Linked DNA regions of Homo sapiens: all the other regions are linked to region 3. The links are chromatin contacts, found by Hi-C or POLR2A ChIA-PET in ENCODE. All regions are on one chromosome and are shown on one strand. The core of a region is the stretch at or near the end of the contact, and the rest is flanking DNA. Distances in the headings are between cores, read along the strand shown. Region 1 overlaps EVI5L (ecotropic viral integration site 5 like). Region 2 holds the start of EVI5L (ecotropic viral integration site 5 like). Region 3 holds the start of ARHGEF18-AS1 (ARHGEF18 antisense RNA 1).

What was found. A loop is a pair of places that touch in the nucleus more often than their neighbours do. ChIA-PET counts read pairs that join two places held with the same protein, here RNA polymerase II (POLR2A). Pooled maps may share reads with other maps.
Region 1: a loop to region 3 is called in a pooled map, with 2.4 times the contacts of the local background. The contact joins the enhancer-like site here to the promoter of ARHGEF18-AS1 in region 3. A Hi-C loop is called at or near these places in 7 of 50 pooled maps. POLR2A ChIA-PET finds 5 or more read pairs at or near these places in 2 of 52 experiments (activated CD4-positive, alpha-beta T cell and endothelial cell of umbilical vein).
Region 2: a loop to region 3 is called in a pooled map, with 20 times the contacts of the local background. The contact joins the promoter of EVI5L here to the promoter of ARHGEF18-AS1 in region 3. A Hi-C loop is called at or near these places in 14 of 50 pooled maps. POLR2A ChIA-PET finds 5 or more read pairs at or near these places in 4 of 52 experiments (AG04450, HEK293T, WTC11 and 1 more).

The regions. Positions count from the first base shown.
Region 1 is chr19:7,852,162-7,854,861 of GRCh38, forward strand. EVI5L (ecotropic viral integration site 5 like) reads left to right here. Exons shown (of 20, transcript NM_001159944.3): 9 at 925-1,022; 10 at 1,112-1,172. Among named protein-coding and RNA genes, the nearest start is that of PRR36, 21 kb to the right of the region's middle. Within about 2 kb of position 1,335, at least 3 of the 41 ENCODE cell types and tissues checked have a DNase peak (open chromatin) inside an H3K27ac peak, as active enhancers do.
Region 2 is chr19:7,828,904-7,831,624 of GRCh38, forward strand. EVI5L (ecotropic viral integration site 5 like) reads left to right here and starts at 1,315. Exons shown (of 20, transcript NM_001159944.3): 1 at 1,315-1,478. RefSeq lists a silencer at 1,172-1,411.
Region 3 is chr19:7,393,653-7,396,352 of GRCh38, forward strand. ARHGEF18-AS1 (ARHGEF18 antisense RNA 1) reads right to left here and starts at 1,407. Exons shown (of 2, transcript NR_186326.1): 1 at 1,341-1,407. All of the region lies in intron 10 of ARHGEF18 (Rho/Rac guanine nucleotide exchange factor 18), which reads left to right. RefSeq lists silencers at 1,166-1,606, 1,315-1,884 and an enhancer at 2,095-2,274.

The DNA of each region.
Region 1 (2,700 bases), core at 85-2,584, 460 kb after region 3:
TCTAGGCAACCTCACGCCTTGCCCCGCCCCAGCCCGGCCTGCCTGGAGGCCCTGCTGCTGGCCAGCCTGCCTCCCACCGCTACTTCTCTGCTGTGCGGGCCCCTGCCCCCTCCCCGCGTCCTCCAGCTGGTGCTTCAGGGAAGAATGCACAAAGGCCACGGTTGTGTCCGTGAACATGGGCAGGCATTGTCCACAGCTACCAGAGGGGGCCAGCTGGGCCGGGTGCAGGAGCTGTGTCCCCCCTGGGCTTACCTTAACCCTTTGCACAGGCCCGAGGCCCCCGGCATACCCATCCTCCTTCCCCCACGAAGGTCCCCTCTGTCAGACCCCCCGACCCTCAGCCTTCACTCCCAGGAGAGCCTCCTTGGCCTGCTTTTCTTTTTTTCTTTTACCTTTTTCTTTTTTTTTTTAAGTCGGAGTTGCTCTGTGGCCCAGGCTGGAGTACAGTGGTGCAGTCCTAGCTCACTGCAGCCTCCACCTCCTGGGCTGAAGCGATCCTCCCGCCTCAGCCTCCTGAGTAGCTGGAACCAGAGGTGTACATCACCATGTCCAGCTAATTTTTTTTTTTCAGAAATGGGGTCTCACTATGTTGCCCACACTGGTCTCAAACTCCTGGGCTCAAGCTATTTATTTCTCCCACCTCAGGCTTTTAAATCATTGGGATTATATGAATGAGCCACCACATCCAGCATCTGCCAGCTTTTCTTCTGGAAACTAAGGCTTTGGCTGCAGGCAGTCCCCCATTCCCTCCCCTCACGCTCAGTCTTTCCATTGCTCCACAAACACTGAGGACACGGCGTTGAGGACATGGCGACACCCCGGGCAGACCCGTTCCTGCCCCCCTCCAGGGCAACAGGGCTCGGGCGGCCCCCGGTGGTCAGGGCCTGCATGTTGGTGACCAGGTGACCGGCTGTGTCCCCACAGTACTTCCAGAGAGTGATCCCCCACCAGTTCGACAGCTGCCCGGACAAGCTGGTCCTCAAAGCCTACCAGGTCAAGTACAACCCCAAGAAGATGAAGAGGTCGGTGCCTGCTGGGCAACCAGGGTACTGGTAAGAAGGGGGGACCCCCGAGGGCATGACAGTAACCACGGGGCCCTCCCGATCTGCAGGCTGGAGAAGGAGTACGCAGCCATGAAGAGCAAGGAGATGGAGGAGCAGATCGAGATCAAAGTGAGTCCAGGGGCCCAGGGGCGGGGACAGGGATGGGAGGCCTTTGGGGGCTGCCCTCCGTACTCTAAAGATCGGCCGCTAGGGGGCGGGCCTTCCCAGCGCACAGGCGGACCCGGCGGTCCTTGGCGGACAGGCCTCCGCCCACCTGCGCCGTCCTTCACCTGTTAGGCCAGCTGTGAGCGCCTCCCCCGCCTGACGCCGCGGTAACCAAGACAGTCAAGGTCCCTGCCCCGCTGGGCCGCCCAGCGTCATGGGGAAGCAATCAATAAACCACTGAACTAGAGTGCGGACTCTAAATGCTCTGGACAAGGATGTGCACGCGGTGGGCAAGGCTGACTTGGGCAGAGGCTCCGGGCCCAGGGTGTCGAGGGCTAAAGGCCCAGGGCAGCAGCGTGCCTTGGGGGCTGGAGGAATTCCAAGAAGGTTGCAGTGGAGGACCCCGCAAGGGGACCGCCCTCTGGGGAAAGATGGAGCACGCAGGGCCCAGACACCAGGGTGTGTAGGGCAGGGTGTGGGCACTCACCCGGGGCCCCTGGTTCCTGGGGCAACTGGCCCACCAGCCCTGCCAGGTCAGGGGGTTTCCTGAGTGTGCAAAGCTTCTCTCTCCTTCCTTGCGCATTCTTCCCTTTACACGTGATTTTAGTTATTTACTCAACAAGCATTTATTGCCGGGCGCGATGGCTCATGCATGTAATCCCAGCACTTTGGGAGGCGGAGGCAGGTGGATCACTTGAGGTCAGGAGTTCGAGACCAGCCTGGCTAATGCAGTGAAACCCCGTCTCTATTAAAAATACAAAAATTAGCTGGGTGTGGTAGCACACACCTGTAATCCTGGCTACTCGGGAGGCTGAGGCAGGAAAATCACTTGAACCCGGGAGGCGGAGGTTACAGTGAGGCAAGATTGTACCGTTGCACTCCAGCCTGGGCGACAGAGTGAGACTGTGTCTCAAAAAAAAAAAAAAAAGAAAAGAAAAGAAAAAAAACATTTATTGAGCACCTGCTGTGTGCCAAAGTCACAGCTGAGACTGAGGGCGCACCAGTGATAGGAAGGGACACAGACACAAACCCAACACAGCCTGGCTCCATGCTCTTCAGGGGCAGAGCCGCACAGTGGCTAACACTGGAGTCCAACAGACAAGGATTCAATTCCAGCTCCAGCGGCACAGTGGCTCACACCTGTAATCCCAACACTTTGAGAGGCTGAGGTGGGAGGGTGGCTTGAGGCCAGGAGTTGGAGACCAGTCTGGGCAACATAGCAATACCCCGTCTTTACAAAAATATAGAAATAAATACAAAAGGTGTGCCCAGCTCCTGCAAGGATGGCTGTGCTTGGTGCTGTGATGGGTTGAAGCCAGAGAGATGATAGGGAAACCCAGGGGCCAGGGATCAGGGCTCCAGATTGCTATGAGGACCAGAGACCTGAAATAGCTCTGACCCAGCTGAACTGAGGGACTAGGGCAATGCCCTGCCCCACTCTGACTCAGTTTCCCCACATGACATGCATCAATGACTGTCAAGTCTGCGGTTC
Region 2 (2,721 bases), core at 65-2,564, 440 kb after region 3:
CATTGAGCTATGTTCGCATCACTGCACTGCAAACTGGGACACAGAGCGAGACCCTGTCTCTGAAAAATAAATAAATAAAAACACACTTATGACGTCACCCTCTCTGCTATGACAAGGTCCTTCCCTGCCCCACCCCCTCCAGGGCCCATCCCTACATCTTGGGGAGGAAATAAGTCCATTTTGGTCAGTCTTGCCCGCTGTCAGTAACTGTCCCTACGAATTCCTCTCTAGCTTGAAGGATTCTCCACCTCTCCCTTCTCTGTTAAAAGAGTCACGGGCCCATTTTCATTCATTCATTCATCAAATGTTTATAAGCAGTTTCCATGCTGGGGACCTGGAAGAGACCCGACCTAGGCCCTGCATCCCGACTCCCCGAGGATCTATCAGCCTGGGAGGATGGGGAATGGGAGGGCCTATCCCTCCCCACGATCACGGCGCGAACCGAGCTTTGATGGAGAAACACGCGGCTCTGTGAGCTTTAGAGAACACATTTAACCTGGCCTGGAGTAAGACAGGGGACGGGCCTGAATCTTTTATGGGACCCGCCCCCAATATCAACCGCCCCGTCCCCAGCACAGAACTGGGCTCCTAGACGACACGGTGCCATCACGTCCCCAGTGAGTCTTCAGGATTTCTGGCCACGCCCCTTCTCAGACCCAACCCCCGAGCCCCTCCCTTGCTTGACCCCGCCCCATCTCTGGCCTAGGCCACGCCCTCCTCTTAGCCCCACCCCCATTTCATTCAACCCAGGCCTCAAGCCCCACCGCCCAGGACGCCAATGCTCCCACCAATCTCACATACCCATTGGTCAGAGAGTGTCACTTTCCCGCCCTCCTTCAGTAGCATTGGTTCCCTAGGTGTCAATCTTCTTTATGGCGCCCCCAGCAGTTGCCAGGGCCCAGGTTTGAGGGGCAGATAATAATGGACGTCTCGGGGCGTCTCGTTATTGGGCAGAAAGCCCGGCTCTGGGCGGGGCTTAGTGCCAAACGCTTGGCCGCGTCTGCCTGGTGTTCCTCAGGGCCGCAGCCTTTCCTCACGGACACACCCCCACTTTCCTTGCTATTGGTCTTATCAGGTGTTGATCAATAGGATTCCTCATTCCGATACGCAAAACTACCTGTCCTTCACCGCTTCCCTCATTTCAATTCGCTCTCTCCTCAGAGGCGGCAACCTTCTGAACGTAGCCAGGGCCCGCCTCACGGAATGGCCACGGAATGGTCAGACACCCCGTCACTCCTGGCTGGTGGGCGGGGCCAGGGCGCCTGGGGGCGGCGAATTGGCGGATGGGGCCTCGGGGGCGGGGCAGCGGCTCCTGTCAGCGGGTGAAATGGCAGCGGCGGAGCCGGCGGCGGCCGCGGTCCCGGGGGGCGGCTGAGGGGGCCGGGCCGGGGCTGCGGGGCGAACGGCGCGGCTAGGATCCGGCGGCTCAGCCCGGGGCGGCGAGGCTCGGCACGGAGATGGCGGCGCGCTCGGCGCAGGTAGGGCGGCGCGGGCCGGGCCTCCCGGGCGCCTGCTCAGGCCGGCGGCTCCGTGATGCGGCCCGCGGGGAACCGGCAGGACCGCAACTCGGGCCGTCGTGCCCCGGAACCCGCGCTGGGAGCCTCGGCATCCCCAGCCCGGGACCTTCGGAGGACCCTGGCCCCTGCCCACCCTCGTTGCCGATCCCTCCGGACCCCTCCCCAGGAGCTCCTGCAGGATCCCCCTCCCCCACTCCGTCCCCTCCCCATGAGGACCCCGCAGGCCCAGGACCCCCGTCCACCCTTTGCAGTGACCCTCAGGACTCCTCTCCGGGAACCCCCTCAGGGCTCCCCATCCCCCCACTCCGCCGATCAGCCCCTCAGAAGCGCCCCCCAAGCCCAAGAACCCCCGTCCACCTTCTGCCCTGATCTCTCAGGACCCCTCCCTTCTGGACAACACTTGCCACCCCCTCCCCGCACCCCCTCACTTCACGTCCTCCTATCTTGGGCCCAGAACTGCCCCCACCTCTCCCCAAGGAGACCAGCCTCAGGGCCTACCCGCCCCCCATGCTGACCCCACAGGACCCCTCTCTGGCCTCTGTAAGTCGGATTTCCTACCCCTGCCCACAGCCCTCAGCTCAGCCTGCTAGCCCATCTCCCACCCCAGCTGCCACATGCCCAAGGGCACCCCTAAACACCACTCCCCGGCGTCCACCCAGCACACTGTGGTAGCTCCACTGATCCTGCCCCATCTGGATCCTGGCTCCTGGATCCTGAAAAATCCACCCATGCTCAAGACCTCCCGTTGGATATTCTGAACCACCCCACTCCCCATCCAGAGCCACCCATCTTTCTGAAAACCCCAAACACACACACACACACACACACACACACACACACACACACACACACAGTCACTTAGATCCCCCAGCACACACAGAAAAACTTAAGAGCTCCAACATAGACCCCAGGCATATCTGCCCCTGCCCCCACCCACTCAACACTTCTGCACCCCTCCTCAGATCCCACCTGTCCAGGCCCTCCCAGAGTCCCCGACAGCTCCCCCAGCTCAAGCAGAGATTCCAGAGACCATGAGGTGCCTGCCGCACCCCAGGAAGCCAACTTGCCCCTCCACCAAACCAGCGCCCACACTGGAGCCTTGGAGGGTGACAGGGCCCCAGAATCCCCCAGCACCTACCCCTGTGGGAACCTGCCCCAGGCCTCTGCCAAGTTATCCATCCTTCCCTGCTGTGCCCTTTCAAAG
Region 3 (2,700 bases), core at 157-2,656:
TGAGAGGTTGCTGGTGCTGGGGGAAGCATCTGGCCTATCCACATCTGCCAAATAGCACCTGTGTGGAAGTGGATAGGGGAGGGTATGGTATGTGTTTCAGACTCTGAGCACCTGTTTGAGGGTATCTGACAGCATCTGTATTGGGGTTATCTAGTATGTGTTTGGGGGTATCTGCTGGACCTATGTGGAGTGTCTGACATATTTGGGGGTTACCTGGAAGCCTGTTTTGGGTATCTGATGGCACCTGCCTGGGTGCCTGTGTTTAGGGGATCTGATGGTATCTATGTTGGGGTGTCTGAGACCACTGGAGAGGTATATGATTCATTTTTCCCAGACCCACCTTTCTGAAGTCTATGCTGCCTCTTTTTTTGTTGTTGTTATTTTGAGACAGAGTCTTGCTCTGTTGTCCAGGCTGGAGTGCAGTGGCATGATTATAGCTCACTGCAGCCTGGACCTCCCAGGCTCAAGTCATCCTCCCACCTCAGCCTCTGGAGGCATGATCATAGCTCACCGCAGCCTGGACCTCCCAGGCTCAAGTCATCCTCCCACCTCAGCCTCTGGAGGAGTTGGGACCACAGGCAGGCGCCTCCATGCCCTGCTCATTTTAAAAAATGTTTTGTAGAGATGGGGTCTTGCTATGTTGCCCAGACTGGTGGTCCTGAACTCCTGGGATGAAGTGATCCCCCCACCACTCCCTGATGCTGCTTCTTTTTTCTCAGGTGACAGACCCTGCCCTCTCCATTTCTTGGACTCTCCCCGCTAGGACTCCCCACCACTGGGAGTGCCCCCCTTAGGTACTTCCAATCCTAACGAGCCCGTAGGAGCCCACTGACAACCCCTCCAGGCATCCGTTGATTCTTCCAAAACACCCCCAGCTCCACTGTCCTCCCTTGGGGTCCCCTTAACCCCGCTATCCTCCCTCGGGGTCCCCCAACTCCGCTGTCCTCCCTCGGGGTCCCCCCAACCCCGCTGTCCTCCCTTGGGGTCCCCCAACCCCGCTGTCCTCCCTCAGGGTCCCCCTAACTGTGCTGTACCCCCCTTGAGATTCTCCAAACCGCTGTCCTCCTCAGGACTCCCTCCCCAGCCGCGCTAATCACCCAGGCTTCCGTTAACCCCACAAAACGCCCACCTAACCCTGCTGCTCTCCCTCTGGATCCCCGCAACCCAGCTGTCCCCTCAGAGCCCCCGGCCCTACTGACAGCCAGGCTCGCATTGCTCTCCTTCAAAAAGCCCCCCAACCCCGCTGACCCGCCCCTCAAAAGTCGCCCTCACCCTCGCCGCGAGCACCCTCCCACTTCGGTGCCCGCGCCCCTCTCAAGGCCGAGCCGACGCCCCCTCACCACGGCTCGGGGAGCAGCAGCCCCAGGTCCCCGGGAGCGCCCCGCCCTCGAGGGCACGCCTCCTTCCGGGTCACGCCCTCTGCCCCGCCTCCGAGGCGGGATCGCGCATGCGCTGCTCTCCTCGCGCGGCTTCCCGCTTCCGGCTCCCAGCTGCTAGCTACTGTGGATCTGGGGGGGCCGGACGGAGGCATCGGAGGCGGCTGCGAGAGTGGCAGAGGAGCTGGCGGAGAGCGGCCTGCGGGCGATCGGGCCGAGGTGAGGACGGCGGCGGGGCGGTCCCGAGGAAAACGGGGCTCAGGAGGGGGCCCTCGGTCTCTTCAGGGGGTGGCCTGGGGCGCGGGACCCCCGGGGCTGCCTCGGGCCTCCCGCCGGCTCCTGGGGGACTTCTCCAGGCAGGCGAACGGGTGCTGGGGTGCAGGCTGCTCCTTCAATGCATGGAGGCTCTAGGCGGCGATTGCAGGGTGCAGAGGTGCAGACGATGCCCGCCCGCTCCGTCCGAGCCCCAGCCAGTCCTGGGGTGCTACGGCTTACTCTCCTCCAGGAGAGGAGAGGAGGGGTCACTTGGGCCCCAGCCTCTGCTCCTCGTTCAGGAGCGCCCGGGGCAGGACCAGGGATGGAATGGAACCCACCACAATACCCAGCACCGTCGTATTTCAGGCCTCCCGGGAGAACCCTCACACCCCGGAGCAGACAGCCCTCCCTGGCAGGGAGCGTTTGGGTGCAAAACCGTGAGAACTATCTGTGCCATGGGTTTTAGTTTCTTGTATAAGAACTCAGTTGGTGCTTTCATTGCGGACGGGAACGAGAAGCTTTCCCCTGGTCCTTACATGTTTCGTTTTGTTTTACGTTTTTAAATTTCAACTTTTATTTGAGATTGAGGGGGTACATGTACAGGTTTGTTACCTGGATATATTGCGTGATGCTGAGGTTTGGGGTGTGACTGATCTCGTCACCCAGGTACTGAGCATAGTACTCAATAGATAGTTTCAACCCTTGACCTCCTCCTTCCCTTCCCGCTCTAGTAGAGCCCAGTTTCTGTTGTCTTCTTGGTGTCCATGAGTACCCAAGGTTTAGCTCCACTTACAAGTGGGAAAGTGCAGTATTTGGTTTTCTTTTCCTGCGTTAATTCTACTAGCACTTGAGTGTTTTGCTGTGGCTATCTGCCCCTTATCTCTTGCTCTGTTGAGATTAAAGCCTGGACCACAGGATTAAAAAACATTCTTAAAGTTTTACCACGGAAGCGAAGCGGCCAACACACCTTTTCCCCTTTGCCTTGTTTTCGCGGAGATGAAGCTCCAGCCAGTAGCTTTGAAGGGCCCCATTCTCTTCCCATTGACCAGAGAGAGAGTTCAGGACAGTA